2 separate regions of the Homo sapiens genome follow, and region 2 is linked to region 1. A link is an interaction called in ENCODE POLR2A ChIA-PET data of the cell type or tissue named here. Cell type or tissue: GM12878. All regions are shown on one strand.

What was found. Peaks named below come from ENCODE experiments on the same cell type or tissue, not always from the same donor. Only the 100,000 strongest peaks of a DNase experiment are listed, where the experiment ranks them.
Region 2: POLR2A ChIA-PET joins it to region 1 with 6 read pairs; 7 of 35 experiments call an interaction of 5 or more read pairs at or near these places.

What each region holds. Positions count from the first base shown.
Region 1 is chr16:14,313,798-14,316,297 of GRCh38, reverse strand. The region is part of intron 1 of MIR193BHG (MIR193b-365a host gene); the gene reads right to left. Among named protein-coding and RNA genes, the nearest start is that of MIR365A, 5.8 kb to the right of the region's middle. In GM12878, no CTCF peak of the experiment used is centred here; no DNase peak of the experiment used is centred here; H3K4me3 peaks cover 540 bases; H3K27ac peaks cover 925 bases.
Region 2 is chr16:14,577,638-14,580,137 of GRCh38, reverse strand. The region is part of intron 18 of PARN (poly(A)-specific ribonuclease); the gene reads left to right. Among named protein-coding and RNA genes, the nearest start is that of PARN, 51 kb to the left of the region's middle. In GM12878, no CTCF peak of the experiment used is centred here; no DNase peak of the experiment used is centred here.

The sequences.
Region 1 (2,500 bases):
AGCTGGGCGTTGTACCCTAGAACTTAAAGTATAATAATAAATAAAAAAATAAAACACTGAGACAAAAAAAAAATTAGCTGGGCATGGTGGCGGGCACCTGTAATCTCAGCTACTCAGGAGGCTGAGGCAGGAGGATCACTTGAACCAGGGAATCGTAGGTTGCAGTGAGCCGAGATTGCGCCACCACACGCCAGCCTGGGCAACAGAGCAAGATTCCGTCCCTCCCAACCAAAAAAAAAAGGCAGAGTTGAGCAGCTGCAACAGAGACTGTATTGCCTGCAAAGGCTAAAATCTTCACAATGTGGCCTTTTACAGAAATGGGCTGCTGACCCTTGGAATGGAAGATCCAGGCCTGAGCCCCAGTTCCTCACATGCCGGGTATGTGGCCTTGGACGTCAGTGCATCTCTCTTTCCTCATCAGTAAGCTGGAGATACCAATAATCCCTTTTTATATGTTGCTTATGCAACTGAAATGACTGACTTCATACAGGTGCAGCGCCTAGTACATACAAAGCATTCAATACATATCGATGGTTATGATGTTATTTAGAAAGTGAGGACAGCTTCTGCTTCACAGCATTATTTGAAACAATGGATCATACCTGTGCAAACAGCTGGCAAAGAACATTATAAAAATATATTGGCCAGGTGTGGGGGCTCACGCCTGTAAACCCAGCAGTTTGGGAGGCTGAGGCGGGCAGATCATTTGAGGTCAGGAGTTCGAGACCAGCCTGGCCAACATGGTGAAACCCCATCTCTACTAAAAATACACAAATTAGCTGGGCACGGTGGTGTGTGCCTATAATCCCAGCTACTGAAGCTGAGGTGGGAGAATCACTTGAACCCTGGAGGCAGAGGTTGCAGTGAGCTGAGATGGCACCACTGCACTCTAGCCTGGGCAACAGACTGAGACACTGTCTCAAAAAAAAAAAAAGTTTTGTTATAAATATCTTCTAGGCTTTTGAAACCATTCTTTGCTTCTTAGTACCATTTAGGAGTTTTGAGTGTCAATAAACTTCCAACTTCAGAGGAAAAGGAATCTTTCCTTCAAACCCTCTCATTAACCAATTCAGAAGACCATAACCCATGACCCCTGGCTGGGTCTTGAACCTGCCTGAACTAACATCCAAGTATTCTTTGGGCTATACTCTGCCTCTTCCCCACTATAGGCACTCGAGAAGCCAAGCCCATATGCCTTTATTTTTAATTTAATTATTTTGAGATGGAGTCTCACTGTCACCCAGGCTGGAGTGCAGTGGTGAGATCTCGGCTCACTGCAACCTCCGCCACCAGGTTCAAGCGATTCTCATGCCTCAGCCTCCTGAGTAGCTGGGATTACAGGCGCACGCCACCAGGCCAGGCTAATTTTTGTATTTTTACTAGAGACGGCATTTTACCATGTTGGCCAGGCTGGTCTCAAACTCCTGACCTCAGGTGATCCACCTGTCTTGCCCTCCCAAAGTGCTGGGATTACAGGTGTGAGCCACCGCGCCTGGCCTCCACATGCCTTTAAATACTTGTGTTACCTCTGAACCCCCCACCAGAGCCCGTTAAGCAGGAATCTACTCCAAGGTGTGGGCACACAGGTTTGGGGCAGGGGGAGGGTCTTAGGGGACCCTCAGGGGCTGTCCAGAAGTCTACTGGGGGATGGAGGGTGGTGTTCGGGATGATTGACATCTGACACTGCACCACTGACTTGCTTCCCTGGAAGGTGTCATTTAAGTAGGTTGGGTCCGGGGAGATAGAGCAGTCTCCGATTCACTGGCTTCATGTTAAAACTATTAACTGAACATCTAACACAGACCAGGCCCTGAGGATACAGCAATGAAGGAGTGATGCCCTCTGCCCTTAGCAACTGCCCCGCCTGCCTTTTAATGTTGGCAATTCAGCCCCATAAGGAGTCTTCACATTCTCCCAGGATCTCAGTCCTACTACAAAACACCATCCTGATGACTTGGAAGGTGACTGTGGGCCTGGCTGTGTGATATATGGCTGGTAGGAGTTAAGAGTGACAGCTCTGGAGTACTTTAGATCAGGGCAGGATTGGCTACATAATTTGCAAAATGAAAATGTGAGGCCCCTTGTTCCAAAGTTAGTAAGGCTGGAGCAAAATTGTTAAGGTGGCACTATCACAGCTCACTGCAGCCTGGACATCCTGGGCTCAAGCCAACCTACCCCCTCAGCCTCCTGAGTAGCTGGGACTACCGGGGCGTGCCACCATGCCTGGGTCATTTTTTTGTTTTTGTTTTTAAAGAAATGAGAGTGTGGCTATGTTGCCCAGGCTGGTCTGCAACCCCTGGTCTCAAGCAATTCCCATGCCTTGGCCTCAAAGCAGTCAACTAAGCGTGGGTCCCAGCCCCTGGAAACCAGCCCTGCATCTGAGGTCACACTGCTTGCCTGCTGGTTAACCTTAAATACCTCTCTTCACCGGCCTGAGCCTCAGTTTCCCCAGCCTCAGATGTCAATTAGGCTCACCTGCAGGTTGGCTGTGGCCATTAGG
Region 2 (2,500 bases), 260 kb before region 1:
TTAGCCGGCACGGTGGCGGGCGCCTGTAGAAAACATGATTTTCTTAGCTCTTTTATTTTTTGGGGCAGTGTTTGTCTTTGGAAATGTAGCCTTTGCTGTAGACCATGGAACCCACAGGTGATTGATGTTAAATATAGTTCTTTTTTTTTTTTTTTGAGATGGTGTCTCACTCTGTCACCCAGGCTGCAATGTGGAGTGCAGTGGCACAATCTCAGCTCACGGCAATGTCTGCCTCCTGGGTTCAAGCAGTCCTCCTGCTGCAGCCTATGGAGTAGCTGGAACTACAGGCATGTACCACCACACCTGGCTAATCTTTATATTTTTAGTAGAGATGGTGTTTCACCATGCTGAATAGGCTTCTCTCGAACTCCCTGACCTCAGGTTATCTGCCCACCTCAGCCTCCCAAAGTGCTGGGATTACAGGTGTGAACCACCGTGGCCAGCTAAATATAGGTCCAATTATGATTGTTCCCTTACATTTTTATGTACTTGATGTTAAATTCATTGTTCTGCAGTATTTTTCAACTGAGAGATGTTGACTCATTTGTATTATTATTATTATTTTTTTGAGTCACGGTCTTGCTCTTTTTTCCATGCTGGAGTGCAGTGGCATGATCTTGGCTCACTGCAGCCTCCACCTCCTGAGCTCAAGTGACCCTTCCACCTCAGTCTCTTGAGTAGTCATTTGTAAATATTTACACGCTGTAAATATTAAAACAGTAATCCTGCTTCTCCACTAAAGTCAGCTCCTTATAAAATCAGATGTTGGATGCAAACTGGGTTAGATGTGGGCTGCATCTAGTTTATCAGTCATGTATGTGACCAACATGCAGAGCAATCAAAATAAACTTTGATTAAAAAGCTTAGCTGGGCTGGGTATAGTGGCTTACGCCTGTAATCCCAGCACTTTGGGAGAACAAGGCGGGCAGATCACTCGAGGTCAGGAGTTCGAGACCAGCCTGGCCAGCATGGTGAAAACCGGTCTGTACTAAAAGTACAAAAATTAGCCTGTATTCCCAGCTACTCGGGAGGCTAAGGCAGGAGAATCGCTTGAAACCAGGAGGCGGAAGCTGCAGTGAGCCAAGATCACACCACTGCACTCCAGCCTGGGCAACAGAGTGAGACTCCCTCTCAAAAAAAAAAAGAAAAAAAAGCTAGCTGAGACTTTCTGTATTTCTAGATCAATCTAATATTGCTAATACTGTGCAGGACTATTATTGAAAAGAACTAGACAGTAAATGTGTAGGCTTATTTTGAATTGGGACATCTGTCCATTCAGAATTTTTTTGTAAAACCTAGATGCATACCAAGAGTAGTTGAATAGGAGGTGGGATTTGGGAATCCTTCTGTGATTATTTTTTTGGTCTATTTTTTTCCAATCTGTAAAGGAAGAATATTTTCTTCATCATTAAAGGAAAAATATTCCTGCAAGATTTGAAATACAAAATAAGAACTGTGTTTTTTTTCTTTCTTTTTTTTTTGAGATGTTGTTTCACTCTTGTTGCCCAGGCTGGAGTGCAATGGCGTGATCTCGGCTCACCGCAACCTCTGCCTCTCGGGTTCAAGTGATTCTCCTGTCTCAGCCTCCCAAGTAGCTGGGATTACAGGCAAGTGCCACCATGCCCGGCCATTTTTTTGTATTTTTAGTAGAGATGGGGTTTCTCCATGTTGGTCAGGCTGGTCTCGAACTCCTGACCTCAGGTGATCCACCCGCCTCGGCCTCCCAGAGTGCTGGAGTTACAGACGTTAGTCACCGCGCCTAGCCAAGAACTGTTTTTATTCCTCTTTTTTTTTTTTTTTTTTTTTGGTGAGACAGAGTCTCACTCTGTCACTTAGGCTGGAGTGCAGTGGCGTGATCTCAGCTCACTGCAACCTCCACCTCCTAGGTTCAAGTGATTCTCCTGCCTCAGCCTCCTGAGTAGCTGGGACTACAGGCTCGTACCACCACGCCCTGCTAATTTTTGTATTTTTAGTAGAGACAGGGTTTCACCATGTTGGCCAGGCTGGTCTCAAACTCCTGACCTCAGGTGATCCACCTGCCTTGGCCTCCCAAAGTGTTGGGATTACAGGCGTGAGCCACCATGCATGGCCTGTTTTTATTATTATTTATTGGAATAACTTGGTTAAGTATAGGCATTCATTCTTAACCCCCTTAGAAAGTGGGTTTTATGGCCAGATGCGTTGGCCTATGTCTGTAATCCCAGCACTTTGGGAGGCTGAGGCGGGCGGATCACCTGAGGTCAGGAGTTCAAGACCAGCCTGGCCAACATGGCGAAACCCTGTCTCTACTACAAATACAAAAAGTAGCTGAGCGTGTTGATGGGTGCCTGTAATCCCAGCTACTGGGGGGGCTGAGGCAGGAGAATTGCTTGAACCCAGGAGGCAGAGGTTGCAGTGAGCCGAGATTGCGCCACTGCATTCCAGCCTGGGCAACAAGAGTGAGACTCTATCTCAAAAATAAATAAATAAATGTAAGTAAGTAAGTAAGTAAAGTGGGTTT